Regions from separate parts of the Homo sapiens genome. Here regions 1 and 3 are each linked to region 2. The links are chromatin loops, found by intact Hi-C in ENCODE. Cell type or tissue: PC-3. All regions are shown on one strand. Links, peaks and the distances in the headings refer to the core of each region. The heading gives the core; the rest is flanking DNA. Region 1 overlaps PPP2R5E (protein phosphatase 2 regulatory subunit B'epsilon). Region 2 overlaps PPP2R5E (protein phosphatase 2 regulatory subunit B'epsilon). Region 3 overlaps PPP2R5E (protein phosphatase 2 regulatory subunit B'epsilon).

Region 1 (10,652 bases), core at 1,725-9,724, 88 kb before region 2:
TAGCACTTTTGGAGGCCGAGGGGGTAGATCACGAGGTCAGGGGTTTGAGATCAGCCTGGCCAACATGGTGAAATCCTGTCTCCACTAAAAATACAAAAATTAGCCAGGCGTGCTGGCACATGCCTGTAATCCCAGGTATTCGGGAGGCTGAGGCAGAAGAATTGCTTGAACCTGGGAGGTGGAGTTTGCAGTGAGCCGAGATCGCGCTGCTGCACTACAGCCTAGGCAACAGAGGAAGACTCCATCTCAGAAAAAAAGAAAAGAAAAGAAAACCCAACCAACAAAGAGATACTCATTGGATGGCTATAATGAAAAAGAGGGATAATAAAAAGTGTTGGCGAGGATATGGAGAAACTGGAACCCTCATACATTGTTGGTAAGAATGTAAAATGGTGCAGCTATTTCAGAAAACAGTTTGGCAGTTCCTTAAATCTCCCACAGAGTTACTATATGACTAAGCGATTCCACTTTCATGTATATATCCAGCAGAACCGAAAACACATGTCCACACAAAAACTTGTACACAGATGTTCATGGGAGCAATATTCATAATAGCTAAAAACTGAAACAACCCAAATATCCGTCAACTGATAAACAAAATGGGATGCCATGGAATATTATTCAGCCATAAAAAGGAACAAAGTAACTGATACATGTTACAACATCAATGAATCTTTCAAACATCATGCTAAGTAAGTAAAAGAAACCAGACACAGAAGGCCATACAATGTATGACTCCATTTATGTGAAATAAGCAGAATAGGCAAATCCATAGTGACAGAAAGTAGAATGGGGAGTGGCTACTAATAGGTCTGGATTTCTTTCTTTTTTTTTTTTTTTTTTTTTTTTTTTTTTTTGAGACAGAGTCTTGCTCTGTCACTAGGCTGGAGTGCAGTGGCGCTATCTCGGCTTACTGAAACCTCCGCCTTCCGGGTTCAAGCGATTCTCCTGCTTCAGCCTCCTGTGGGTCTGGATTTCTTTGAGGGATGATAAAAACATCCTGCAATGATACTGTGGTGATGGTTGCATGACTCTGTAAACATACTAAAAACCACTAAATTGGAAACTTTAAAATGGTGAATTTTATGGTGTATGAATTACAACACAATAAATCTGCTACCTTTACAAAAAGTCAGTGTGCAAGTTCCTCTGGCTGAAGAACAAACTTGGAAATTGGTTTGAATGTTACTGAGTTGTTTTTTTTAACATTCATCATCATTGCAATAAAGCAAAATTCAGTTCTAGTGTCTTTACAGCAAAACATTTCAAGAGCACATAACACACAAATTAGACTACCATCGTCATCAAAAAGGCTATCCAGATATATGTAAGTTTGACCTCAGGTGATTTAGACATGAGGTTGACACTGACAGCAGAATAAAAACCTCATGGTCAATAATCGAATGTGCTTTTGTTCGGTGTTTTAATTTGAATAAAAGACAAGAGTTATGGACCAAAAAAAGGCCCCTCAAACATGGCAGGAAACGCAAACTAAAGGATGGTCTTCAAAAATAGGTAGAGACAGGACACAATTTTTAGCTACATAATGCCATCCACCATCCATCTATCATTCATTCATCTGTTCATTTTAAAAATGAGTATTTCAAGTAAATATTTATGGTGTGCTTATTAAAAGCCAGCCAGTGGGCGAGCTGTCAGGGATACAATGATAAGCAAGACAGATACAGTCTTTGCTTTCTCAGAGCCTATTCTAATGGGGAATACAAACAAGTAAATAAACAGCATGTTAAGTAGTTCAGGATGTTGTATAAATACACAGCAGACACATCTACTGTATTTGGAAGAAGTGGAGTGATCAGCAAAGGCTTCTAAAGGAAGAGACATCCAGGCTGACCGATGAAGAAATGAGGAGTTAGAAGTGGGATATGAGTGCTCCTCACAGGTTCAATAGTACATGCTTTTCCTAGCAGCCTATCCAAACAGAAGATGTTGTTAACTACAGCTCTCTGCCCATTCAGCAATACAATAAATACATACGTACTGAGTTCTTTCTATGTGCCAGCGATGGTCCTCATTGCTGGACATACACATTGTTGAACAATTTTGGAGCCCATCAGGGGAGGTAATGGGCAAGTTAATACATTTCCACAGGAAAACATTCTATCTAGGAAAGAAAGGCATGTGGCCCCAACCAGCCAAAAAAAAAAGGCCCCATATAGACTCAGTATCTCTTTATCTATAACATGTTCCAAATGACATAAGACCTCTAATCCACCTACCCAATCCACCCATCCACCCATTCCCATTCCAAGGTTAATAGAAATAATTAACCTTGTAAGTTTTATTTTTTAAATTTCGTTTCTACTTTTAAGTGTTTCAAAAGGCTTTAATGAATAACTTGTAACCAACATAAGAGAAGGTTTGAGGGTGTGTAGTATTAGCAAAACTTGAATCAACCTTCCTTGTATACTGTTAATCTTGAGTTTAATGAATACACAATAATTAAGCAAGAAATGTTTGATGTTTTCATTAGGCTCTCAACAAAATGCATTGCCGAGTGCCTAACTTTAGATATTTACAAAGCCACAAATATTAAATGTATCATATTCTATGAGAAAGATGAATTGCAGTATTAAACTATTTTTCTGCTTCTCTGTAGAGAACATGCTTTTGATGATTTTATGATGTATGAGAGAGAAATATAATAGTGCACAGGCCAAAACAAGGGGGGGTAGGATGAACTCTGATGAGCTCTGATTTCCAAAACAAAATAATATGAGTGTGCTTAGTCATATCTATAGTCCCAATCACTCCCACACAAAAAAGAAATATAATCCCACACCTGTAAATGCCTAAGTGGACTGTGCCATCCCTAATATAACAGGTAGCTTGTAGTCAAAGAAAAGAAGTTAAGAAGCTGGAGCGTTTCCAAGGTGATTACAGAGCAAAGACAGACCTGTCAACATACTAACTCCAGGTTTACAAAAACCAGCCTTCTTGAAGCTCACAAATAGGGTTAAACTACATAGTGATTTAGCCAAATAACCTTTCTTTGAACTTCATAAATCTACAATGAAATGAGAAGAGTGAAATGAAAAAGGGCTGTAAGGGTCTTCCAGCTAGGCAGGGGGATTGAACCTCTCTCCTCTTGAATCCTCCCTAAAATGACAGTGAAAGAATAAGAATAGAAGAAAGCCTTGGCATAGACAGGACTGGAGAGAAAATTTAGACTTATTTGTAGACTTCTCAAAGATGGAAGTGGATGACAAGAGGTAACTATCTTAAGTTTCCTCTTTCTCCAGTCTGCTAAGTGTTTTTCCATTCTGCAAGCAGGGAAGAAAGCCAACGAGAAGCAGGCCAGTTCACACCACGGAACCCTTACAAGGCTTAAAAACTAAAGGCACCAGATATATTTGATGGTAAGGGTGTGAGAAATAGCTAAAAACAGGAGGACTGGTTGAAAGTCTGTAGAAGACCCCCCAGATCCCTATCCCATGTGGTGTATTGATGATTTACAATGTAAGTCTGGAGAGAATGAGTAAGTATCTAATCTTGGAGACATCATACACGTTAAGTAAAGCACTTATTGGAAATAATGGGATGAAATAAAACTCTGCATACCTAAAAGTGACATATTTGCCAGCTTTCTTCCCTGACCAGGCTCCCAATTCTGTATAAGTCAGAAGATCAGAAAGTCCCTTTTGGAAGAAACTGACAGCCTCAAGAGGAAAGACCTACAGATATGCTAACAGCTGAGGGTTTCCTAATGAAATGGCAAGGTCCCTGACCAGTTATGCCATTCAAAGTCACCAGTTGCCAAGTGTCACCATGCAAATATAAACACACATGTGCACACGGTAACATACACAAGTTCTAAGCAACTTTTCGGTAGACTAACATGTAATTATGACTATGAAGTCAAAGATCACCAGATATTTTAACATAAAAGACCACAACAAACAATTATAAGGAACTCAGAGGAAACAGGCACAATGCTAGGAGTACCAAAAAAAATTGCAAGAAGGAAACTATTAACATCTTCAAAGATAAACAAATATGCTGGATCCTTGAAATAAAACAGTGCTATTATTCAGGTGGATATTCAGGAAATTTTTTAAAAGCTTTTAGAAGTTCAACATATAATAAATAAAAATTTTAGCAGAAGCACTAGAACATTAAAATGAGCAACTCTACCCCAGAGCATATAACCAAAAAACAGAGATAATATATAGAAGAAGATTTTAAAAACCAGAAGATCCAATACATAATAGCAATCCAGAAAGACATGGAGACAGAAAAACAGAAAATGAAGAGAAGGAAATTATCTGAAGAATAATTCAATTCAATTTCCAACAAAAAAAAAGTCATCAATGTCAATATAGATATGGTCCATTAAGTGTTCTGCACAATAAATGAACAAAGATCCACACCAAAGCACATCACTTTCTGGATGTGGAGACAAAGAGAAGATCTCAAAGAAGATACAAAGAAGACAGGTCATTATAAAGGATAAGGCATTCACCTGGTGCAGGCCTTCTTAATACCCACACTGGAAGCTGGAAAACAATGGATCAATTCCTTAAAACATCTGGGAAAGTTCCAAATTTACACTTAGCCAAAATGTCAATAAAGTATGTAGGCAGGCAGGGCACAGTGGCTCACGCCTGTAATCCCAGCACTTTGGAAGACGAAGGCGGGCTGATCACTTGAGGTCAGAAATTTGAGACCAACATGGGCTAACATGGTGAAACCCTGTCTCTACTGAAAATACAAAAATTAGTCTGGCGTGGTGGCATACACCTGTAATCCCAGCAGCTGGAAGTTGCAGTGAGCCAAGATCGTGCCACTACACTCCAGCCTGGGCGACAAAGCGAGAGTCTGTCTCAAAAAAAAAAAAAAAAAAAAAAATGTAGGCAGAATAAAGACGTTTTCAGACAAGTGATCTCAGAACACTTACATCCCATTCATGCTTTCTTAGGAAGAATCTAGAAGATATGCTCCACCAAAGAAGAAGTTAAACAAGCAAAGACACAGTCTAGAAGGGCACCAAAGGGAAGTGCTGGGATGACTGTGTGGATGGCCCAGAGTGCCAATTAGAGCAGGATGACCAGGGCTCCAGGAAGAAGGTCTCCAAGAAAAAAAAAAAAAAAGTAACTGATAGACTAGTTGATATGTGGGCCATACTGAGAAGGGCTGTATGGTTACTCTCAGAGAATTAAAGCACACACTAGTGATGAATACACAGGAAAGCAAGTAAAAAAATAAGGCACCTATTTTCCAGGGTTAAAAAAAGAAAAAAAAAAGCTCTACAAGAAAACAAATGTAATTATGTGCCTTGGAATGAACAACATGTATACAATAGTACTCATCTATCATGTGATTCATTCAAATTTTGTGATATAACAAATGTAGAGAGGGAGTTATAGTGGGAGATACATAATGGCTTACAGTAGGAAGTCAATAGACATAAATAAAATCTAAAATCACAAGTTAAAAAATAGCAGTATAAGCATGCTGTTTAGAAATATGGAAATAAATATACAGAAACAACTGGAAGACTTAAGTGTGGTTACTTCTAGGAAATAGGACTCTGGTTTGGAGAAAGATGAGGCAAGAGACTGCTATTTTTCATTAAAAATCATATAAACATATTGGAATTTTAAAAGTAGGCATTATCAAAACTATTTTTAAAAGTCATTAAGAGCAAAAGGTTTCGAGCAAAACAACCCAGTTGCTCTCTGCTATAATAAAGAATTACCCTGCCCTATTCCATGTAAAGTAAGATTTTAGAGAACATCAGAATTCTTCAAATAGATAACCGATAAAATTGGTATTCTAAATGTTTTCATCCAAAGTGCCACAGAGCACTAAAATCAGATGTCCACATTTCTGGCTTTGTTTGCAACTTTCTCCTACTACCTGAAAACTATCTTCCTCATACTTTCACCTTGGCCAAATACAGAGAAAACAGCCCAGAACAAAGAAACCAGAGCCAAAGGTAGTCTGACTCCAGTGAATCAGAACGACTCAAGGGATGCACTGTATAAAATGAAGCAACCTATGGGGCAAATACTGAGAAAGGACAATGGGGACAAGGCATCAAAAGGTTGCGATCACAAGCTTCTGGCAATTCTGACTCCAAGACTCCTATGGAAATTCAATACAAAACTTTCGAAAGTGTAAGGCGTACAAATATGAACAACTCCACCAAGTCACACGCTTTTATTTTCCTCCATTTAATTTCAAGCATTCTTTCCACAAACCAAAGAAGTCCATTTTTTTCCCCTTGAGCATACTATCTATTTCAAGACAACCTTGTGATTTAAATTTTTAAGACAACCTATTTGGTCAGCAATTCAAGAAAGAGCTATTGTGCTAAATAATGATGCACTTAGTGGGAAGCAGGCAGGGACTAGCTACATAATTTGTGGGGCCTAGTGCAAAATAAACATGCGGTGGTCCCTGCTCAAAAAGTATTAAGAGTTTCAAGACAGCAAGAGCAGAGCACTAAACCAAGCACAGGGCCCTTCTAAGCACAGGGCCCAGCACAACTGCACAAATTATACAACCAGGAAGCTGGCTCTGAATGCAGGAGTCAGAGCAATAAAGCCCTTTTTACAAGATTTTTGAGTTATACACTGGACAGGACAGGATGAAGTGATGTTAACTGGTAATTGGCAATGGCTATCTCATAAAATTCCAGGTAGAAATAAATGCTCCCAACACTTACTTGCTATAGGCTGTGAGAGAGAAATGTAAACATTTTGACATATTCAAGGAACTCGTTTGGAAAATAGTTCTTTGTATTGGAGCTGAGATTCAAGGCCTTGTGGAATTTATTTCAGTTTAGAACTAAAATTTTTTTAATAGGTTGGTTTGTGTCATGTCCAATTTGTCTTGAGTTTTTAAAAACACAATAACAAAAGGTCACTTTTAAGGACAGGCTGAATGATTTGCATGATCTGCATAATTTACATGATAATTACAGTACCTTTCAGCTAAATATAACAGCAAATGTGAAGTACAAATTACTAAATAGCAATCTCCAGCAGTACATATGTTTACGGGGATACTTGAATAGTATGTCTCTCAGCAACCACTGACTGTTTTTCAGATTTGCAGAGTAGTTGAAAGTAATCTTTAGAAATATGTTGCTAAACTCTTGCCACAATAATCCACCCAATGAAATAATCGAAGTATTGCTAATTCATTTAGGTCTAAAGAAGGGGTTGGGGGATCATAAAGAAACCATTTTCCCAACCATCCCAATACAGATGAAAATTATCTTTATTAAGAATAGACAAAATTGTTCCATAAAGCCTAGGCAAGTCTACATAGTCATAGCTCTAGAAGGCAGTTAACCAAGTTACTTAAGTCTGAAATCAACATTACCACAGACAAAAGTGCACTATGCAATGAATGGACTATCTTTGATAAATCTCTAACAGCTTTCTTGTCCAAACACTTAAGTGAGTACACAAAAAATGCTACAGGTTATGTAAATCTAGATTTAATAAAAATCACACTGAAATTCAAGTGAGCCAGTCATACTATTCTAGAATAAAAAACAACAAAACCCTTCAAACAAAAACATTCAAAACCCTTGAATGAAAAACGACAGACTGTTGGCCAGGCGCAGTGACTCACGCCTGTAATCCCAGCACTTTGGGAGGCCGAGGCGGGCAGATCACGAGGTCAGGAGTTCAAGACCAGCCTGCCCAACATGGTGAAACCTCATCTCTACTAAAAATACAAAAAATTAGCCAGGCATACTGGTGCATGCTTGTAGTCCCACCTATTCAGGAGACTGAGACAGAAGAATCACTTGAACCCGGGAGGCGGAGGTTGCCGTGAGCCGAGATCGAGCCACTGCAATCCAGCCTGGGTGACAGAGCTAGACTTCATCTCAAAAAAAAAAAAAAAAGAAAAAGAAAAACAACAGACTGTTTTGTCTGGCTCTACCAAAATATGGCTTTCCAGCTTCTCTTGAAAAGCCAAAAGATCTAGCAATACTTGGCTCACTTACCTAGAGACCAACCGTTACTGGGAGCGGATTGGCAGCAGGATCCAAGCTCTCTAAATCGCCACAGTTTCCATCACTCCTTTGGTCATACCAACACTACTTAATCATGTACCATTTGTCTGTCCTCTGTAAAGATTTAAATGGGCTATCCCTGGTTTTCACACATTATAAATTATACGTTCCTGGCACTAATAAACATTTATGTTCAACACTGATTGGAGGAAATCAGTTGGCAAAGTGGAACTGAAGAGAATCCAGAGACACAGGAAACCCATGTAACATCTTAAGAGAACCCAACAGCCTGTGAAGAACCATATACGTAGAGTTGAATGGATACCAATGATTTTTAGAATAAGAGTTGGATTTCAAATAATTCATAACATGCTAGGTAAGACATGACAGGCTAACACTATATGATTTCATGGACTGAAGCTATTAAAGAAAACAGAGCTTAAGAAAGTTCTCAAAACAAGAATCCTAATAAAAATATTAGTGACACCACCAGCATAACGTTTACTGAATATGAACCATGTGTTGGGAATACTTCTGAGAGTTTGTATAGGTATTTAGTTGTTAAATCTCCACAACAACCTTACAATGTGATTATGATATTTTGCATCTACTTTCTAGATGAGGAAACTGAGGCACACAGTAGTTATGTCACTTGTCCAAGGTCGAATACAAAAAAAATGGCAGAGCCCGAATTCAAATCAGTCTGTACACTTAACCACCAATCTATACTGCTTCCTGATAAGGAAGAAAAATTCAAGGTATTGAAAAAGGCACTTGAGGCAACACAGGAAGCTTTCATTTGAGCTTTAGATTTTCAAAGGGCAGATACAAATGGTGAAAGGAAGGAAGCAACGAATACTGGGCATAAAAGAATGGTGCTATCATACAAAAATAGTCTTAGGAAGGCTAATGCACAAAATCAGCTGAGGTTTATGAAAAATGCAAGGCAATAAAATGAGAATGTACTTGCAGATGAAATTTTTTATTCTTATTGATTACAACATATATGCTTATTTTTTTTATATAAAAAATAGAGATATCTAAAAAATAGGAAGTGAAGATCATCACACATAATCACCCCCTTCCAGCCAATTAACAACAATTTGGTAGAACTCCTTTCAAAATTGTTAATGCATATTGCTATAGTCTGAATGTGTCCCCCAAAATTCGTGTGATAAAAATTTAATCTCCAATGAAACAGTGTTGGGAAGTAAGGCCTTTTGGTGTTGAGGTCATAAGGGCTCTGCCCTCATAAATAGATTAATGCCACTATGAAAGGGGATTTGGGACATGGGTTCACTCTCTCTCATCCTTCTGCCTTCCACCATGTGAGGGCACACCCAGTAAGATGACACTCGTTAGATGCCAGCACCTCGATCTTGAACTTCCCAGCCTCCAGAACTGTAAGAAATAAACTTCTGTTCTTTATAAATTACCCAGTCTGAGGCATTTTGTTAAAGCAGCACAAAAGAACTAAGACAAAAATACTAACATTATTTTTCCCTAAAATAACAGATACAGGCTCAAAAATTATACTGTTCTATAACAATGCATGTTTCACCTAAAATAGATCATTGAGTAGGTCTATCACATTCTTTTTACAAACTGATGAATATTTCACTATATGAATGTCCACAGTACAATTACCTCCTACTAAGGAACTTTGAAGTTATTTTCCAATTTTCTAATAATTATTAGCAATGGTGCATTCAATAACCTTTGTATATATATCTTTTGTACATATCTGATTATTTCTCACAGAATTGTTGGGTCTAAATTTAAGTTGATAGAATACTATCGGTTTTCTCTTCAGGACAATTATGCCAATTTAACGTATATGTGTATATAGCCATCTATTCATATATTTATTCATTCGTTTATTTGGTACATCTTCTTATGGGTTTTATGGCACGCTCAGCAGGGTCATCTCCACCTAAGGCGCTATTATGTTCCATTCTACTGTTCCAAAGCCATACTGTTTTAATTAACTTACCTTTTCCTTTGTAGTATATTATTTAATAAGTACCATATCATTAGTCATCTTTTTCAAAAATTTATTTCATAACTCTAAACGTTTCAAGTTTTTAAAAAACTAATTTTAATTAGAACTGCACTAATGTATAAATAATTTGGAGATTATATAGACATCTTTCTGATGGTGAGTCTTTCCATCTAGCAATATGCTACATTTCTGCATTTATTCAAGCCTTCTTCAACTTTCATATATATTTTTAAAATTCTATTTCAAAAAATGAAGATTTTAAAATTAATACTGGAAGCCAGGCACAGTGACTCGCCTGTATTGCCAGCACTTTGGGAGGCCAAGGTGGGCAGATCACTTGAGTCCAGGAGTTCAAGAGCAGCCTGGCCAACATGGTGAAACCACGTCTCTACCAAAAATACAAAAATTAGGGCCGGGCTTGGTGGCTCATGCCTGTAATTCCAGCACTTTGGGAGGCCGAGGCAGGTGGATCACCTGAGGTTGGGAGTTTAAGACCAGCCTGACCAACATGGAGAAACCCCGTTACTACTAAAAATACAAAAAATTAGCCAGCCGTAGTGGCGAGTGCCTGTAATCCCAGCTACTCAGGAGGCCGAGGCAGGAGAATTGCTTGAACCCAGGAGGCGGAGGTTGCAGTGAGCTGAGACTGTACCA
Region 2 (10,652 bases), core at 1,241-9,240:
AAGTAACACAAAACCAGTATCCTAGTATTTTAACACATTGCCTCAATTTCCATAATGTCATATTACTTGAAAGTGAAAATAAACATTAGCTCAAGTTGTTAAGACATAAAATAAGAGAAATGTGATATAGTCCAGTAGGAAATCAGATTTGGAATTAGAACTATTATAATTTACCACCCCCCCCTCTTAAATTCCTCTTGTCTTTTTCTCCAATGCTCCTAAACATTGTTGCTAGTAACACCAACAGATGTTTTGCTTCTTCAGGTGAATAGTTTGGAGAGGAGAAGCTTGAGAATGGTTAAAAAGAAGGGAAGTGAAAAGTGTGGATAAATGGATGGGGTCAATGCCAACGATGTAGGCATTTCGAAATCAATCTAATGATTTCTGAAAAGCATTCAGAGACTGCTATATAAGCCTGAGAGGTATATCTATGTTTTGAGGGTCTTAACAAATTTGTAATTTTAGTCCTTTCTATACAAATTAGTGTTTCACCTTTCAAAACATCTTTAAACCCAGTAATAATCTCAATCGTGTATGCTCTATGTATTTCCTCTGTCAAAGAATACTTCCTCTTATTTCTACAACTCAACAACACTTAATTTCAGGATTCCATCCTCACATTGATCATCTCAACATAATCACTTTTTCTTAATTTTCCTCTCAGATTCAGTCCAAATATTCTTTTCTCAGGTGACTCCAACTGCTTTATTACAGTACCATCAAGGTTTTAGTAACTTCCTCTTCTTTATTTGTCTTTCACATGGTCTCAACTGCTTCCTTATATTCTCCCTCATGTCTCCAAAATAAAAAATGACATGAAATGAGACACAAAACTGGGAAGCACCTTTTACATTATACTGTATTACATAAATATTTTATTTCTATTATTCGCTCTCATGTTTTTGCTTCTTTCCACCCCATCTCACCCACACACCTACTTAGGACAATTTCTTCCAAACGCTTTCCTGCTAAAGGGCACTGCTTGCTACTTAGCAGGCATTTAATAAATATTCTTTCAGTGAATGATTTTTTTTTTTTGAGACAGGGCCTTGCTCTGTTGCCCAGGGTGGAGTGCAGTGGCACAATCATTGCTCACTGCAGCCTCAAAATCCTTGGTCCAAGCAATCCTCCCACCTCAGCCTCCCAAATAGCTAAGACTAGAGGCGCACACCACCATGCCTACCTAATTTTTGTTTTATTCTTTTTGTAGAGACAGGGTCTTGCTATGTTGCCCAGACTAGTCTCAAACTCCTGAGATCAAGCAATCCTCCCACTTTGGCCTCCCAAAGTGCTGAGATTGCAGGTGTGAGCCACTGTACCCAGCCGTGTGAATGATTTTAAGAGAATCCCCTAGACTCTATAATTCCTTCTAAAAAATTCCCAAAAAAGGGCCAAGCATTGTGGGTCATGCCTGTAATCCCAGCACTTTGGGAGGCTGAGTTGGGCAGATCACTTGAAGTCAGGAATTTGAGACCAGCGTGGCCAACATGGCAAAACCCCATCTCTACTAAAAATACAAAAATTAGCCTGGCGTGGTGGCGCATACCTGTAGTCCCAGCTACTCGGAAGGCTGAGGCAAGGGAATTGCTTGAACCCAGGAGGCAGAGGTTACAGAGAGCCAAGATCGCACCACTGTACTCCAGACTGGGCGACAGAGCAAGACTCCATCTTAAATAAATAAATTAATTTAATTAAATATAAATATAAATATAAATTTAAAAATTCCCAAAAAGACTTTCATGAAAGCTATCATGGAACTGTGTTACCCAACTACATGACCAAAAAGACCTAAAGAATCTAAGCAACTTTAATTTCTGGTTTTACAGATGAAGAAATGGAAACCCAGAGGCGTTAACTGACTTATCCAAAATCACACAGATGGTTAACGACAGAACCAGAATTAGAATCCAGGTCTTCGAACCTCTTTACTTTTGTGTACTATTGGTGGTATTGGATTTTTGGTTTTGTTCTTGCTTTGATTTAATTACTTTTTGCATTAATTTGGGGGGGTAGTTTATTTCTGATTTTAAAAATAGTATAGGCTCACCAAAGAAGATTTGGAAAGTAAAAAATGAACATAGAAAACTGCTAATTCACTTTTCAAGTACCACTGCCTCTCACATACCCTCACTCAACACAAACTATTTGTCCCAAAACTCTTCTTCATGGATTTATATAGCCCCATACTCAATGTTGGTCACCAAATACCATAATTTTTGTTGTTGTTGTTGTTGTTTTCTTTTTTTTTTTTTGAGACAGAGTCTCACTCTCACCCAGGCTGGAGTGCAGTGGCCCGATCATGGCTCACTGCAGCCTTGACCTCCCAGGCTCAAGTGATCCTCCCACCTCAGCCTCCCAAGTAGCTGGGACTACCGGTGCAGACCACCATGTCCAGCCAATTTTTGTATTTTTTGTAGAGATGGGGTTTTGCCACATTGCCCAGGCTGGTCTTGAACTCCTAAGTTCAAGCAATCTGCCCTCTGGCCTTCCAAAATGCAGGAATTACAGGCATGAGCTGCTGCGCCCAGCCAATACCAAAATTCTTAATTTTAGGTATCAACAAGCTTCCTGATGACACCAAGATTTAGAACGTTTCTATCATGGTATGTCAGAATTCAAGTACAAGTCATCTTCCTTTTCTCTGAGTGATGCCTTTCTCAGCTACATTATCTATGTTTAAAGAATACATGGAACTAGAAAACTGGCACACGCACAGCCACAAATCCAATGAAGTCCAGGCCAATTTATATCATTACCTACAATGCTGAAACATGATATATTTTGAGTATCTTAAAAACAAGTAGCTGAGGTAAGCAACTATAAACATATTTTTTTCCTTAAATTTTATGTATATGTTAGTATATGAATACCTAAGTCTGAATGACCTCTAGCTAATAAGTAGTAAAATTCTTGCAGAGTAGAAGAACTAGGCCGAATAAAATTGTGCTAACCAATATAGCAGCCACTAGCCACATATAACTACTGAGCACTTGGGAAATATGACTAGTCCTACCTAGTCAATAAATGGTGCTGGGAAAACTGGCTAACCATATGCAGAACGAAACTCGACCCCTACACCTTTCACCATATACAAAAATTAACTCAAAATGGATTAAGGACTTAAATGTAAGATCTCAAAACTATAAAAATTCTAGAATAAAACGTAGGAAATATCATTCTGGAATGCAATAAAATCAAAAGTTGACAAGTGGAACCTAATTAAACTAAAGCACTTCCGCACAGTGAAAGAAATTATCAACAGAGTAAACAGACAACCTACAGAATGGGAGAAAATATCTGCAAACTACACATCTGATGAAGGACTAATATCCAGAATCTAGAAGAAACTCAAACAAATCAACAAGAAAAAAACAACCCCATTAAAAAGCGGGCAAAGGACATGAGCAAACACTTCTCAAAAGAGGACATACAAGCAGTCAACAAGCCTATGAAAAAATGCTCACTATCACTAATCATCAGGGAAATGCAAATCAAAATCACAACGAGATACCATCGCACACCAGTCGGAATGAGTACTATTAAAAAGTCAAAAAATAACATGTTGGCAAGGTTGCAGAGAAAAAGGAACGCTCATACACTGATGATGGGATTGTAAATTAGTTCAGCCCCTATGTTAAGCAGTTTGGAGATTTCTCAAAGAACTAAAAATAGAATTACCATTTGACCCAGCAATTCCATTACCGGATATATACCCAAAGAAAAATAAATGGTTGTTCAACCAAAAAGACACCTGCACTCTCATGTTCATCATAGCACTATTCACAATAGGAAAGATATGGAATCAACCTTCAACAGTGGACTGGATAAAAAAAAAAAATGTGGAACATATACACCATGGAATACTATGCAGCATAAGAAGAATGAAATCACGTCCTTTGCAACGTGAATACAGCTGGAGGTCATTATCCTAACTGAATTAACACAGGAACAGAAAGCCAAATGCTGCATATTTTCACTTAAAAGTAGGAGCTAAACATTGGGTACACATGAACATAAAGATACGAACAATAAACACTGGGGACTTTAGAAGGGGGAAGCCAGGTGGCAAGGGTTGAAAAACTACCCACTGGATACTATGTTCACTATTTGGATAACAAGTTCAATTCGAAACCAAACCTCAGCATAGAGTGATATATTCATGTAACAAACCTGTACGTGGACTCCCTGAATCTATAATTTTAAAAAAAAAGCAGTATGACCAGTCCTTATTGAGATATGCTGTAAATATAAAATACACATGAGACTTCAAAGATGTAGTGTGAAAAAAAGAATCTAAAAATAGCTCATTTTTATATTGGTTACATGTTGAAATGATAATATTTTAGATATACTGAGTTAAAGAAAGTATATTATTAAAATTAATTTCAGACTGGGCACGGTGGCTCATGCCTATAATGGCAACACTTTGGGAGGCCAAGGTGGGCAGATCACCTGAGGTCAGGAGATCGACACCAGCCTGGCCAACATGGGAAAACCCCGTCTCTGCTAAAAATACAAAATTAGCCAGGCATGGTGGCATGCACCTGTAGTCCCAGCTACTCAGGAGGCTAAGGCAGGAGAATCGCTTAAACCTGGGAGGCAGAGGTTGCAGTGAGCAGAGATTGCACCATTGCACTCCAGTCTGGGTGACAAGAATGAAACTCCATCTCAAAAAAATTAATTAATTAATCAATTTCTTCTGTTTTTCACTTTTTTAAAATCTGGCTACTAGAAAATTTAAAATTACATATGTGTCCTACATTTGTGGTATCATATTTTTATTGGGGAGCACTAAAGTAAGACAATAAAGGAAACAAAGGGGACAAAGAAACACATCAAGAAACAAAGGGGAAAACTTTCCACTCCCTAGGCCCTGGAAGAGCCCAGAAACTTTCTGTGTTCACAAAAGAAACCTAATAATTCTCTGTTCTTCAATAACCCGACCTACAGCTTACTACCTCTGAACAAGAATTACAGGTTTATCTTAAAAGCACACTGATTTTTTACATCTTTATATATACCTAATATGCTTAGCCTAAACCTAAATTGTCATGAAAAAGGAAGAAAAAATAATAATGCTTTATTTTCTAATAGGAGATCTTCCTTTTTATTCAAAAGGAGACTTACTTCATGAGACTTTCTGCACCAAGCAGCTGTTCTTCCCAGTTAAGGACTCAAAAATTCCTGTTTCTCTCTTACATGATGGTTGACAATGTAAAAAATTAAACCAAATATAAAGGTGGCCTTTAGAAAGGCTTCTACTAAACAAGCAGTATTCCATGTTATTATGGCTCTGAGGCCTCTTATAAAAATTTTTAAAGGGTCATAACAGGTTTAAATTAATCCCATGGAAAGAATCTGACATTTTAAAAGGATCTGATGACTCAAAACATTCTTTTGGACTCTCCCAGCCTCTTCACTGGAAATGCACTCAGGACAGTCATACCAGTTGGGTTTCTTGTATGATGGCACAGATCAAGTACAAACTTGAAATGTGGAATAAGAAGAGTTATCATAGGTTCTCCTTGATCATCAAGTGTTTTGTTTTTGTTTGTTGAATTTTTTTGTTTTGGTTTGGTTGGGAAGGATGGTGGCATGTGTGTGTTTTACTTTTGCATTTGAGTGGAAGGGGTACTTAACAGCAAAACAATGACAGCCAAGTCTTCCAGTCCAGGAATTACCAGGAGCCTTATCAGAACCAGAAATTGCGTCTTTAGACAACGTTTATAGCCTCATAGAAGATACCAGGCTTCACTTTGTCAAGCTCTACTAAATTGGCCTGCCTGTCCCTACCACTGAGCAAAACATGAAAAAGCTAGAAACAGCAACACAAAGTCAAGAGCAGCCAGCCGCTCTAGGCAAGGAATTCTGATCTACTAAAGGTGAGTGTGGCACGCAGCCATAAGAAATGGGGTAGAATCAGTTTAAGCAAAAGAATCATCAGATAGTTGTATGATAGAGCACCCTAACTCCTTTGTGTAAAGCACTGTTGATAGTCAGGCCCAGATAACTCTTTTTTGGTTTGGTGGGTTGTTTTTTTTTTTTAACCCCAAACTCCTGGGCTCAAGTGATCCTCCTGCCTCTGCCTCCTGTGTAGCTGGGACTACAGGCACTTGCCACCAAGCCAAGCTAATCAGATAACTATTTATTGTGAGCAGCTCTTCTGTGAACTATAGAATATTTAGCAGCATCCCTGGCCTGTCTGCCACTAGATGCCAGTAGCAAGTCCTTACTCTTTCCCGCTTCAATCCTCTCTCAAGTGTCACAACCAGGTCTCTCCAGACATTGCCAAATTACCGCGCGCGCGTGTGTGTGTGCGTGTGTGTGGTGGGGGGAGGGGGAGGGGAGCAAAAGAACCCCTAGGTGAGAATCATTGGTAGAGAGCAAAAACACCAGAAACAGTTGTGACAGCAGCTAAATAAAGGCTGCTTACACTGTATCCAGTGTGACAAACTGTACTCAAGCTGTTAGTTTTGCACATGTGGCAAGACATATTTCTGACAAAATTTCTGATATTACTAAACATGAAGGATAACAATATAATGAAGTACTCTAGGAATATTAAACAGGTGAGCTTCAAATGACACAGGATTCTTAAATCACTGTGGAAGTGATGCTATCTGCCTCACTAACTAATTTAGCTTGTAAACTTTTAAAAATAAGATTAACCAGTAATGATGGTCAAGTATTCAGATGATGTTCCAACTCCTAAAGTCGGGTTACTTGTTCTTTTTAAAATTATAGCTTTAAATTTTAACTGTTTAAACTGTAGGAAGAAGGTATTCTCAAATACTCTACTAGAAATGTAAAACGCAACGTCTAAAGCAATTTAGCAGCACCTACCAAGGCTTTTATTTTTTACCCAGAATTCCACTTTTAAGAATGTATCCTATAGACATACTCCCCTATGTGAACACAGAGATATGTCTTAAGTAGCTCCCCACCAGCGTTGTTTACAACAGCAGTAAAATAAAAATGCTCCAGATGTTATCAATAAGAAAGTGGTCTTAAGTAAGTAACTACTTATTCATACCTTAGAAGACTGTACCGCCATTTATTTATTTATTTATTTATGAGACAGAGTCTCACTCTGTTGCCCAGGCTGGAGGGCAGTGACACATTCTCAGCTCACTACAACCTCTACCTCCTGGGTTTAAGCAATTCTCCTGCCTCAGCCTCCTGAGTAGCTGGGATTACAGGTGTGTACCACCACACTCGGCTAATTTTTTGTATTTTTAGTAGAGACAGAGTCTTACCAGGTTGGCCAGCCTGGTCTTGAACTCCTGACTTCAGGTGATCTGCCCCTATTAGCCTCCCAAAGTGCTGGGATTACAAGCGTGAGCCACCGCGCCCGGCTGTACAGCCATTTAAAAAAAAAAAAAAGACAACCAAAAAAAAATGACAAACTTTTCAGTAGGAAATGAAACATTCACAGAGGCCAACATGGTGGATCATGCCTGTAATCCCAGCATTTTGGGAGGCTGAGGTGGGTGGATTACTTGAGCTCACCAGTTCAAGACATGCCTGGACAACATGACAAAATCCCATCTCTACAAAAAATACAAAAACTAGCCAAGCATGGTGGTGCGTGCCTGTAGTTACCTAGCTACTTGGGAGGCTGAGATGGGAGGATGGCTTGAGCCCAGGGGGCGGAGGCTGCAATGAGCCAAGATCACGCCACTGCACACCAGGCTGAGCAATAGAGCCAGACCTTATCTCAAAAAACAAAAAGCAAAAACAAAAAGGCCAGGCATGGTGGCTCATGCCTGTAATCCCAGCATTTTGGAAGGCTGAGGCAGGCGGATCACTGGATGTCAGGAGTTGGAGACCAGCCTGGCTAACATGGTGAAACCCCGTATCTACTAAAAATACAAAAATTAGCTGGCCCAGAGGCATGCACCAGTAATCCCAGCTACTTGGGAGGCTGAGGCAGGACAATCACTTGAACCCGGGAGGAGGAGGTTGCAGTGAGCCAAGAACGCGCCACTGCACTCCAGCCTGGGTGACAGAGTGAGACTCTGTCTCAAAGACACACACACAAAAAAATTCATAAAAATATATATAGTGAGAGAGAAAGAGTACAGTACTATTTTTATAAAAATAAACATGTCTGGCCAGGCACGGTGGTTCACGCCTGAAATCCCAGCACTTTGGGAGGCTGAGACGGGCAGACCACTTGAGGTCAGGAGTTAAAGACCAGCCTGGCCAACATGGCAAAACCCCATCTCTACTAAAAATACAAAAAAAAAAAAAAAAATTAGCTGGGCAATGTGGTGACCTGTAATCCCAGCAACTAGGGAGGCTGAGGCAGGAGAACTGCTTGAACCCGGGAGGCAGAGGTTGCAGTGAGCTGAAATTGTGCCACTGCACTTCAGCCTGGGTGACAGTGCAAGGCTCCATTTAAAAAAATAAAGTAAAATAAACATGTCTACATATATGTATATGTAGACAAAAAAGTCTAAAAGAATATATACTAATTTCTTTTCTTTTTTTTTGGCAAGCATTTTTGGGGTTTTTTTGTTCATTTTTTCAAGAGAGGATCTCTCTCTGTAACCCAGGCTGGAGTGCAGTGGTGCAATCATGGCTCATTGCAGCCTCAACCTCCTGCGTGCAAATGATCCTCCTGCCTCAGCCTCCCAAGTAACTGAGAAAACAGGCATGTACCACCTTGCCCAGCTAGTTTCTTTGATTTTTGTAGAGACAAGGTTTCCCTATGTTGCCCGAGCTGGTCCCAACTCCTGGGCTCAAGCGATCCTCCCGCCTCAGCCTTTCATAAGCGCTGGGATTACAGGCGTGAGCCACCATGCCCAGCCAAGCATATGGTTAAGCCATCTACAGTATTTTTCAAGACCAAGACTTAAAAACAATTTGCACTGTTCATTTTACATATTAAGTGTTGAAGATTTTTTTTGTTAAATATCACTACTTCTATAAATCATGCTTTGTGGATTATTCTGCATCATACACTGGGATGTATTGGTGTTCACCGTTTATCCAGCAACATTATTCCAACACTGCTTGAGCCCTCAAGAGTGAGCCACTTGGCCAGGCACAGTGGCTCATGCCTGTAATCCCAGCACTTTGGGAGGCCAAGGCAGGCAGATCACCTGAGGTCAGCAGTTAGAGACCAGCCTGGCCAACATAGTAAAACCCTGTCTCTACAGGCTGAGGCACAAGAATCGCTTGAACCTGGGAGGCGGAGATTGCAATGAGCCAAGATCACGCCACTACACTCCAGCCCAGGCAACAGAGTAAGACTCTGTCTCAAAAAAAAAAAAAAAAGAGTGAGCCACTTAAGGCTTAATTAAATTTGCCAAACCAACCTCAAAGAGTTAAGAAACCTCATCCAGCTCGCCTCTTGAACCATAACCCATCAATAACTAAGAACATATACAGAGGGAAATAGTTCAATTTAGAACATTGTTTTAATAAGTGTTTACAAAGTGCTTAATAAACATGTAATTTATAGTTTAATTTAGCAGAATCTCATCATATGCAGTCAAATTTAAATGATTCTAATTTTCCTTTTCAATTTATTGATCTGAGTAATCAAAACTAATGGATGTGATTTTTCTTCTCCGACTTAAATCTTAAAAGAATAAGCAAAGAAGCCAAATGCCTGAAAGACTGACAGAAATAAAAATTAATAAAAATTAAAATCTCAATTCTAGATTTGGAATAACAAACTATTTTATCTGGGTACACAGTTTAAAAAAAAAAAAAGGTAGTTTTCCAAGAATTTTTCTGGTTCTAAAATACACAGGCAGAGACACACTTCAAATCAAAATGTCAGGCACTCACCATAATAGCTATGGCCTTTAAACCACCCCAGTACCCCTCCCCCTGCCCACAGCTCTAGCCAGTTTAACTGCTTTTAAATGGAACATTCTAAATTGCTAAAAATAAACTATCTCTATTTCCTCCTGCTTAAGTTTTCCCATTTTCCCATGACATTTTAACCTTTATTCAGGCAGTTATGATCACAAACATGCAATACCTATATGATACCATTTCTAACCATTTTATATACAGATGCATAAACGTATGACAGTATTTCCTTTCCCTTCAAAAAACAACATGGCAAAATAACTTGCAAGATCTCTAGCCAATTAAGAACCCTGGATCTGAAGACTGACTCCGTGGGATTTCATAAAACTTGGCTCCCCATCAAAAGGCCACAATTACTCTTTCTTGACTACAAGCATCATCTCTGGATTATCCACACCTCTTCCATCTCCAAAGATAACTAAAAAAATACAGGGTAACTAAATGAGTATAAAAACACATGAACCTGGCCAGGTGCAGTGGCTCCCCCCTGTAATTCTAGCACTTTGGGAGGCAGAGGTGGATCACCTGAGGTCAGGAGTTCGAGACCAGCCTGGTCAACATGGTGAAACCCGTCTCTACAAAAAACACAAAAATTAGCCGGACATGGTGGCACATGCCTGTAATCCCAGCTATTCAGGAGGCTGAGGCAGGAGAATCGCTTGAAACTGGGAGGCAGAGGTTGCAGTGAGCCAAGACTGTACCAGTGTGCTCCAGCCTGGGCGACAGAGGGAGACTCCATCTCAAAAAAACAAACAAACAAACAAAAAAAAACAAACACAAAAAACACATGAACCTGCTCAAGGTTTATGCAGAAAGTGGAAAGG
Region 3 (10,652 bases), core at 1,787-9,786, 54 kb before region 2:
GTTTTGTTTTTTTTTTTTTTTTTTTTTTTGAGACAGGGTCTCACTGTGTCACCCAGGCTGGAGTGCAGTGGTGCGATTACAGCTCACCACAGCCTCAACCTCCTGGACACAAGTGATCCTCCCACCTCAGCCCCGCAAGTAGCTGGGACTACAGGCATGTGCCACCACACCCTGCTAATTTTTATATTTTTAGTAGAGATGGGATTTCACCATGTTGCTCAGGCTGATCTCAAACTCCTGAGCACAGGCAATCCACCTGCCTCGGCCTCCCATAGCATTGGGACTACAGGAGTGAGCCACTGTCTACAGTCATATTTAAAATAGGGGCTCTGTGGGTACAACATGGCACCAGTTGACTAGTGGGCTTGCCTATAGTGAGACTGGCTGGGCTAATTCCTTACCACCTGTTCATGCCCCTCCCTCCAGAACTCCCTTTTAAGTTTTGTCTTTAGGTCTTTTCTCTTGGGCTTGCCTGATTCTGCAGAGAAGAATCATCTAATCTCCTGGCTAGAGTGCATAAGGTATCTGGGAACTGAGTGGGTTTAGTCTCAATTCAACATAGTGTCCTACTTTCAGAAAGGTGCGCGCTGCTCTCAGCTGTGCGTAATGTCCCCAAGTCCAGATTCCCTCTAGTTTAGCCTCTCCAGAGAGTAAAGCTTCAGTGTTCTGCTGGGATTTGAGAGAGCAGTTACATAGCTACCTGGTTTTGGGAGAATGGGAGAAAAGGAATTCTGGCTACTTCTTATACAGACTTTCCAGCGAATCTCCTGTTTCGCCCCCATGCACCCTTCCTTTGAGAGGTTATCTTTCTGAAGTTCCTCGGAGTTGTGCATGTGACTTGCCCTGTCTTGACTTTCCTTGCTGCTGCTTTGGGTTCAGCTTTCTCTGATGGACCAAGGTAGTAACCACTGTTCATTTGCTTTCTAGCTTCCAAAATGTTAATTTTGAGATCTCTCTATTTTGCTTTGTTCTTGTGGGTTTTATTTCCTTTCAGTAATAACTTTTTCATTTCAGTAATTGTGGGGAGATTTTAGGGAATAAAAGTAAACATATGCATGGGTTCAATATACCCTATTTACTCAAAAGTTAGTGATTATTTCCTATTAAGTTATTTCTTCCATTCTCCAGTAACTTCTGCTAATTCAAGTAATTTAATTTGCTTATGCAAAAAAAATCAGTCTCTTTTTAGTGGGGAAGAGTCCAGTATAACAGCAAAAAAACAAACAAACAAACAAAAAATGGCAGATACTCTAATCTTAGCCAAAATAAACTGAGAGATCTTCACAAGAGTTTCTTTCTCAGAATTAGCACCAACTACATTAGTGGGTCTTAGTATAAAATAAAATAGAAAAATAAAGCATGTTCAGGATCTGGGAATACTGAATGCAAAATTCAAATGAACGCCTCCAAGTCATGATTTCATCCAGTGAAGAAGTACACAACCTCCCCAAAAAGAAAAATAAAGGTCAGCACTAGAGGTAGAACAAGTCCCAGCCCTTAGTATGCTGCTCTCCTCTCAATACTCAGTCCCCTATCACCTTTTCCACTACGACCTCTGTGTCCAGGGCACATGGATATCCTTAATTTCTTTACTTCCAGTTACATATAGAGCAGTTTTGACATCTCACTATCATCTCAAATTCAGGCTGGTCAAAACCAATTTCACTCTCATTGGACTCCATTTATCTCTCAAAGAGAATTCTCCTCCCACCTCCCCATTCTTTCAAGAAGTTCACTATTTTTTTAACCCTTTGGAGTTTTTGTTAACTCTTCTCCTTTATCTGCTATATACAATTTGTCAACAAGTCATTTTATTTATTACTTCAAAATGTCTCTTTGGTGCTCATGATGGTATTACTTTTAATAGTGGAAATTTGGAAACTGTTTAAATATCCCAAATTGGAAAATCAGTTAAGTAAACAATGGTACATCCACATAATGGAGTGTTAGGAACCATCAGAATTATGCTTTTAAAAGATTATTTAATTACAGGAGAGTATGTTTACATCATAATGATAATGTATATATAGTAAGATTAGAAAAAAAGGTTTAACAAGGAAAAACAGGAAAGAGCAAAAGGGGAATTTTCTGGGGAGATGACAATGTTCCAGATCTCATTTGGGGTGATGACTATACAAGTATATATAATTGCTAAATTCATTGAACGTTCATTGCCTAAGATCTGTTCTTCAAATTTTATTACAAGTTAAGTATATCTAAATTTTTTAAAGGGAAAAAAGTCATATTAAAAAAAAAGCAGACTAGGAGCAGACTGGCCAAAATGTGGGTAATGATTGAATTTAAATACCGAAACTATGGGTGATTCTTTTTTTTGATAAGGGTGGAGAAAAAAAACGGAAGATGGTGAGTTCTTTACATATTCTTAATTTCCTCTTCCTCTGCAATCATCTGACAAACCTAAGACAACAGCCCTCTGCCACAGGCCATCCTGGGTTATATCTGCCAGCCTAATCTTCCTTAAAGGAGCACAGACTTTCTTCATAGGGTCTGGAGAAAGAAAAGTAAGAATATAGTTTCATTTCACCTCCTGTTCAAAAATCCTTACAACTCCCTGCTCGCCATCTACAAGATTAAGTCTAACCTCCTCTGCTTAATTTGCCACACCCTCTCTAATCTAAACTCATCCCTGCCTCTCTCCACCTTACTGCCCACAAATTCTGACCATGAACCCTCCGCTTCCATTCGGCTCCTATTTCAAGATCAAACTTTGCTCAAAATAGGAGGCAACTTTTTACCTGCTGAAATGGTGACAGCAATGTTAAAATAATTATCTCTAGAGTCTGTTATCCTCACACAAAACCATCACAGGGAAATGATATTTCACACAGAGATGACTGTATTGTACTCGCTCCAAAATTGGAAATGTAGCAGTGAGTCCAAAAGTGAACATTGTTGATATTAAATCTTAGAATCCAAAAATAGACGTGTAAACATTGCAATAGTCATAGTGCTTACTGTGTATAAATCAGTGCAGGCCCTCGTACCGCCTGGGTTGGCCTCAAGCACTCCCGCCCCACACAGGCTAACCATGTGATACCAAGGCTTTGCTGCATTTCACCATCTGGGGACTGTGGGTCCTAAGTCCTAGAAGGTTACTAAAACTGAATTGAGTGTTTTCTGTAAAAGCCACAGTGCACAAGTTGATAAAACAATACCAACATAAGGCTTTTTTGAGAACACAAATTCTAAACATCTGCTATGAGGACTTCATGGTTCCAAATCAGCTAATGCTCAAACAAAAATTAAGCCTCTTGAATTGCGAATTTTTAAAAAAGCATACACAAAACATTTGAGGCTCCTGATGTGTGTTTCTGACTACTAGGTATGTGTTATTAATTGAAATCACAAAAAATAAACAAGAAACACAGCCAAAACTAACTGTCACTGTCTCTTATACTCTGTGTCTATGTGCACGTCTCTGTGTGTGTCTGTGACCTTTCATTAGCAAAACAAAGCCCTGAGCTAGTTGGTGAGTAATTAAAACACACCTGACCTACATATAACCATAACCATATAACCATATTTAGCACATATAACCATAGGTTCTGTCCATAAACTAACATTCCTCCTTATCCCAAAACTACTGCTTCATAATGAATTAAGTGTGATATGCCACTCCAGGGGAAGACAGGACAGCCAGCCCTCCCCGTTGACAGTGACACATAGCTGGCTTCATCTTAGTTCCTCTGAAGGAAACCAAGAGAAGGATCTAGGGGCAGGAACTGACCACCAACCCTGTAAGCTTACATTTTAAATGTGCTTTAAACACCACTGCCTTCTGATTATTTTATTGCTGAAACAACTGTCAGAGGCATTTGAACCTGAGCAACTCCATCTTGAACAGGGGCTGGGTAAAATAAGGCTGAGACCTGCTGGGCTGCATTCCCAGTAAGTTAAGGTATTTTTAGTCACAGGATGAAATAGGAAGTCAGCACAAGATACAGGTCATAAAGACCTTACTGATAAAACAGGATGCATAAAGAAGGCAACCAAAACCCACCAAAACCAAGATGGCAAGGAGAGTGACCTCTGGTCGTCCTCACCGCTACACCATGGTACTACATGGTACCACATACCAACGCCATGGCAGTTTACAAATGCCATGGCAATGTCAAGAAGTTACCCTATATGGTCTAAAAGGGAGAGGAACCCTCAGTTCGGGAACTACCTATCTCTTTCCCAGAAAACTCATGAATAATCCACCCCTTATTTAGAATATAATCAAGAAGTAACCATAAAAATGGATGACTATTTTTATGCCTATGGACTAGCCCTTCTTTTATTCCTTTGCTTTCTTAATAAACTTGCTTTCACTTTACTCTATGGACTCACCCCAAATTCTTTCTTACATGAGATCCAAGAACCCTCTCTTGGGGTCTGGGTCAGGACCCCTTTCCGGTAACACAACTACTCTCACTTTACAGAATAGGATATAACACATTTTGCACTTTGTTATTAAGGGCAGCACAAATACAAAACTTAATTTTCCAACAGTTTCTCTATTGTCTACAATTTTTTTTTAATCTGTCTAAGAGAAAAAAGCCAGAAATCTCTGAAAATGAAGTGGCCTGCCTTATTCCAGAGAGTGGTCTATCCTATTCTCATAAAGCCCTTACCTTCTGCAGGAAGGCCAATTCCACAGTATTTCAAAGTAGCCCATTTAGCACCTAACATTATCCTCCCAAGACCCCACTCCCTACCTTTCTGAAAAGTATAGAAACATCATATTTTCCAATAGAACTTCCTTGTCCATTTTGTCAAAAAAATACACTTGCTCTCCAACTTAGCAAATAATTATAACCAGCCTGATTTTTACTGAGAAATGTCTTTCCTTGTGTGTGCCACTCCTGACCCTCCTCACCATGACCCCACCAGCTGTCCCTCTCCACTACTTGGCCAACCCTCACCTCTCTCTACTCATCACAGAAATGGCATTTCTACTCTATAGTCTAGTGTCTTTGCACCATTTTTCAGAGGCAACTTGCTCCTGAGAAGTCACTGAATAGCATATTTCTTCTTGTTTTCCTACAGATCAAGTTTGGCTTTAAATACTGGTCAGCAGCCAACTGCCTCCTGGAAATGACCTGCTCATTGTCTGCTTGCCAGATTCTTGCCTCAGGCACTCCTGTCTCTGTGAATTCCACATTGAGGACACTCATTTTCTCAGCTTTTTCCTGCTCATCATGCACCACTGTGGTGTAACCAGCTTCCTCCAAACAATCAGCCAATAAATCCCTCTCTTTCATTTCTGTGTCTCCTCAGTAGAGAGACAGCCAAATCATACAAACTAACACCAAGAGCTGGGATTATCCAAGACCCACTTGCACATGCCACAAGCAAGATTTCACACTTTGTCATCCATGTGCTTAATAGATTTCCCAGAAGCATTGCTTATACCTTTAAACCACATTTTCAGCTTCAAGGTTAAATTAAAAGGTGGGAGAAAAGAGAAACCAAAACTTGAATGCAGTACTGTAACTTATCCTGCAAAATTCTGCTGCCAGCCACTGGGGGGAGGGGTAGAGACAGGGGGAGTATACTCATTACAGTGAGATATTATTGGATATATCAGTGCTAGACAAGTCACAGCTGTCAAACAATTTTAAGTATATTAAAAACTCTGAACAACCTTTAAAGCAGTTAAGCCAGAAGGACTACAGCTTGTAAATGAAGCAAATAGCAATCTCGAGTAGCTCAGTGGCTTCCTGAGTAAAAACCCTCTCTTTAGCACATTTAAATTAAAACTAAACACTTTAAAATCCTTGTCAGATTCCTTAAGAGAGAATGATTGCGGAGAGAAATGCTAAATTATTACTAGAGTTGGGGACGTGAATATGCAAGTATATCAGGAATTCATTTAGATGAACTTAGGGCAGTATATATATAAATGTATATATAACTATAAACACAGGGGCATATGCAGTTTCACAGGCAGTTCTCCCAAAAAAAAAAGGTATGAAAATAAAACTTCATAGAGAGTTTGAAATCAATAGTCAGACAAAAGATATGGAAAGTCATCTGAAAAAGACAAAAAAAAGCTTTCAGGTTAGCAAGACTTCATTGTAACCAGAAAAATGTATTAACCAATATAGACAGGTTAAGTCTACTGGGGTGCTAGAGATGGTACCATGAATAATGATAATAATGATATGGTGACTTTAACAATGCTTACCACAGTGCTAAGCACTGTTCATAAATTAATTTTCAAAACAACCTTATAGAGTTATAGTATAATAACAAGCTTAGAGGGATGAGACTCACCTGGGATCACATAGTTCAGTAAGTGGCCAGACTGGGTCCTGGTCTGTTTTTTTTTTTTGTTTTTGTTTTTGTTTCTGTTTTTTGAGACGGAGTTTTGCTCTTGTTGCCCAGGCTAGAGTGCAATGGCACGATCTCGGCTCACAACAACCTCCACCTCCCAGGTTCAAGCCATTCTCCTGCCTCAGCCTCCACAGTAGCTGGGATTACAGGCATGCGCCACCAGGCCTGGCTAATTTTGTATTTTTAGTAGAGACGGGGTTTCTCCGTGTTGGTCAGGCTGGTCTCGAACTCCGGACCTCAGGTGATCCACCCTCCTCGGCCTCCCAAAGTGCTGGGATTACAGGCGTGAGCCACCGCGCCCAGCCGGGTTCTGGTCTGTTTGTCTATGCCACTGACCCAGGAAGGACAGTAAAAAGGAAAAGCAGGCTGTACACACATAAGTGCTTCCAAGGATTAGGATGTCCATCATGGAGATGGAGGGATGTTTGAATCATCTAATTAACTCCCCTTGCTCTGAATTCAGGCTAACCAACCAACCTAAGGATTCCTTGGCAGCTCGCATAGCTTGCCTGCAGGGAGAGAAGGCACAGTTCAAATACACACAAACAGCTATCCACTGAGCAGTGCCCTTCTCACTCTGAATTCATACACTGGCACTTTCAATTTCCATATACGTTTTCTGTGGGTCCTACCAATTCAACACAAACAGGGCTGCAAGGTGGGGCCCCTCTATGATGCACAGGTAAGGTATCGCCACGCCAATGTTACCACATAAGGAGCACCAACGGGCAGAGGAGCCTGATTTTTGGAACTTCTAAGGGTGGGGCAGAGAGAGAAGTGGAGTGGGAAAGCACATGAACTCAGGGGACTGCTATCTGGGTGGAAGAGAGAGAGGGGTGTTCTGAAATACACGGCCTTCCTCCTGGGCTCCTCCTCACCTCCTCAATCACTATTTACTTTTCCAGACTGGGAATAAGTGGTAGGGTAGAGAGAAAAATTGAGAAGCAGCGTTAACAATTCAAGAATAACACAAAGGGAGTGTAAAGCTACTATATAGGGCAGCAGAAGTGGTAGGAGAGAGGGAGTGAAGAAGAAACTGTTCTTAAGCAAAAAAAAAAAAAATGAACATTTAACCCCAGAGCATACTATGTGGTCTGGCCTTGTCAGAAGCAGCAAAATACAGGGAAGGGCTTAAATCAAAGGCTTTTTTACTTTTTTAGAAGAGCTCAAGAAACAAACATAGCACAGAGGCAAGACTCCAACTTTTAGGGGTTTTAGACCTCATTCCTATTGGAAAGAATAATTCCAGGAAAGCATTATGGCTTAGCATCTAAGAGCATGGGTTCTGGGCCGGGTGCAGTGGCTCACGCCCGTAATCCCAGCACTTTGGGAGGCCGAGGCAGGCGCATCATGAGCTCAGGGAATCGAGACCATCCTGGCTAACACAGTGAAACTCCGTCTCTACTAAAAAATACAAAAAAAAAAAAAAAATTAGCTGGGCGTGGTGGCAGGCACCTGTAGTCCCAGCTACTCGGGAGGCTGAGGCAGGAGAATGGCGTGAGCCCGGGAGGCGGAGCTTGCAGTGAGCCGAGATCGCGCCACTGCACTCCAGCCTGGGCAACAGAGCGAGACTCCATCTCAAAAAAAAAAAAAAAAAAAGAGTATGGGTTCTGGAACCAGATCACCAAGGTTCAAATCTCAATCACCCAGGTGAGTGGCTTTGGACAAGTTTCTTAACCTCTCTCTTCCTTTACCTTATCTACAAAATGGTATCTATTAGATACTACCTATGTCACAGGTGGTTCTCATTCAATGTGAAGATTGAATTAACTCATATATTGTTCCTGCAGATTTTTATGCAGGTAACAATAGAAGGCATACGGGTGCTGGCCATCTTCTTTCATTAGTACACACCTTTGTGAAGAGACTCTAAGGATTAAGTATATGGCCACAAGTCTAAATCGTGTAACTTTACAACAACCTACCTAAATTCACACCATATAAAACAAAAAATCTGAACAGTCAGACATGTATTTAAGATACTGAGTTCACTACCAAAAGCCTTCCCACAGAGAAACTCTAGCCCAAATGGTTTCACTGGTGAAATCATTCTAACAACTTCATTTTTCATCTTTAGTTACTGCCAGAAATGGGGGGACCCCGTTCCTTTCCAATCTTGTACTCTCCAAGTGAGCAGCATCCAGCATAGATATTTAGTGCACACAGGGTAAAATCGCGCTTAAACCATTTTTGAGTCACATGTACCTTTGAAAATTTAAGCAAAAGCAAGTTATTTTCTCCTATAAAAATACATAGAACACAGCAGGGCGCGGTGGTTCACGCCTGTAATCCCAGCACTTTGGGAGGCCGAGGCGGGCAGATCATGAGGTCAGGAGATTGAGACCATCCTGGCTAACATGGTGAAACACCGTCTCTACTAAAACACAAAAAATTACTCGGGTGTGGTGGCGGGCACCTGTAGTCCCAGCTACTCGGGAGGCTGAGGCAGGAGAACGCCATGAACCTGGGAGGTGGAGCTTGCCGTGAGCCAAGATCGCGCCACTGCACTCCAGCCTGGGCCACAGAGCAAGACTCCGTCTAAAAAAAAAAAAAAAAAATACACAGAATACACAAAATTTTGCAGTTAACCTAAGAGGGTTCAGTGACCCCAAGAAATCCATCTATGGGCACCCCAAGCTGCTAAATCAATACTGTTAAATGAGCTTTAACTGGATTAGCACAGTTAAATTGTGGGAATTGAGGAAGTACAGACCAGTTTCCCTACCCTTTGAAAAATTACGAATGCTAACAAACTGTTCCTAACCTTGAGCAGTAAGTTCCTCCTGATTTCATTCTACAAATGTCTTTGGGAGATCTCATTATCATATCCTTAAATTTTTTCCTTTGTACCAAGGAATTCTTTAATTTCTAATCTAATTCTCAGGTCTTCTTTTACGCTTATCCTATCCTTCAAATTTCCCACCAGCTTCAGTTATTAAGTGTGCTTCTCAGATATCACTCATTTCTCTTCCATTATGTATAATTCTAATATTATAAACAGTCCACCCTCACCCACCCACCCCCAATGGCTCTTTTGCTATTAATGCATATCTACAAATCTTATCTCCTTTGGATCTAAAGAGTCACCTCCAAGGCAAATTCTGGCCAGGATGTATACAGTAGTCCCCGTCCTATCTGTGGTTTGACTTCCCATGGTTTCAGTCACCCATGGAATAAGTACAATAAGACATTTTGAGAGAGAGACAGAGAGAGAGACACAGAGAGAGAAGGAAGAGGGAGACCACATTTACGTAACTTTTACTACAGTATATTGTTATAGCTATTCTATTTTACTGTTATTGTTAATCTCTTACTGTGACTAATTTATAAATTAAACTTTATCATAGGTATATATGTATAGGGGAAAACATAGGATATACGTATGGGATTCAGTACTATCCACAGTTTCAGGCATCCCTGGGGTCTTGTAACATATCCCCATGGTTAAGGGGGGACTATCATGGTTATATTCTTTATCAGATGCAGGAAGATGAAAAATGGAAATTTCATATTTCCCCCCGGCAGTTATCATTCCAAAGCTACTTTTAGATAGTTGTTCTTTTATTAAAAGAAACTCTCTGCCCTTCAGCTAATAATGTAGCGAGGTTAACCAAGCACTACTAAGAGTACATGTCGGCAGACTCTGAGAGATTTAATTGCAACTTCATAATTTTCTACAATGTCATATTATTGTATTAAGAGGCTAACCAGAGCTCTGGTTTCCAGTTAAATCAAAGAATGTATAAAAAAAAATAAAGCACTTAGATAACCAAGTGACAGGTTATAATTTGAGAGTAGGAAAAAACAAAGCTAATAGTGGCCAAGAAACAACGTAACGAACTCAAAGAAAGACCTCAACAGCAAGGAAGGAAAAACCAGTGAATATATTTTATCTTAAAACTAAATTAACTTTGGAAAATTACATATTCTACCATTTGAGGTATAAGCAGAGATTGAGAATTGAAGCAGACTTTGAAACCAAGAAAAGCCAAGTCCTAGAGACAAAATAAAAATAATAACAGCAAATGATCAGTGTGACAAGGTTGAACACTTTTTGTAGGAGAGAAGTGACAGGATTTTACTCTAATGAAGACAGTACACCCAAGGTGCGAGCAATTATCTACAGCCGTCATCTCAACCTCTTGATTTTTTAATCTACTCTTCAACCCACTAGCTCCCACCTGTACCACTGCACTGAAACAATGATTCACTGGTATCATCTAGAGTTCCATCATTGTTCTTTTCCTCCCCTGCCCTACTCCCATTCTGATAACTACCAATTTCCACCTCCTACTTTCCACATCTAGGTC

Evidence for each region. Hi-C counts contacts between places; a loop is a spot of excess contacts. Peaks named below come from ENCODE experiments on the same cell type or tissue, not always from the same donor. Only the 100,000 strongest peaks of a DNase experiment are listed, where the experiment ranks them.
Region 1: a loop joins it to region 2, with 2.7 times the contacts of the local background. A loop is called at or near these places in 2 of 110 quality-filtered maps.
Region 3: a loop joins it to region 2, with 2.4 times the contacts of the local background. A loop is called at or near these places in 4 of 110 quality-filtered maps.

The regions. Positions count from the first base shown.
Region 1 is chr14:63,398,542-63,409,193 of GRCh38, forward strand. All of the region lies in intron 5 of PPP2R5E (protein phosphatase 2 regulatory subunit B'epsilon), which reads right to left. Among named protein-coding and RNA genes, the nearest start is that of GPHB5, 85 kb to the left of the region's middle. In PC-3, for the core only: no CTCF peak of the experiment used is centred there; no DNase peak of the experiment used is centred there; H3K27ac peaks cover 596 bases.
Region 2 is chr14:63,487,178-63,497,829 of GRCh38, forward strand. All of the region lies in intron 2 of PPP2R5E (protein phosphatase 2 regulatory subunit B'epsilon), which reads right to left. Among named protein-coding and RNA genes, the nearest start is that of PPP2R5E, 51 kb to the right of the region's middle. In PC-3, for the core only: a CTCF peak has its summit at 6,197 (motif pointing right); a DNase peak (open chromatin) is centred at 5,414; H3K27ac peaks cover 1,727 bases.
Region 3 is chr14:63,433,027-63,443,678 of GRCh38, forward strand. The region is part of intron 3 of PPP2R5E (protein phosphatase 2 regulatory subunit B'epsilon); the gene reads right to left. Among named protein-coding and RNA genes, the nearest start is that of PPP2R5E, 110 kb to the right of the region's middle. RefSeq lists a silencer at 4,985-5,279. In PC-3, for the core only: CTCF peaks have their summits at 5,534 (motif pointing right) and 5,737; a DNase peak (open chromatin) is centred at 5,155; H3K4me3 peaks cover 1,013 bases; H3K27ac peaks cover 1,736 bases.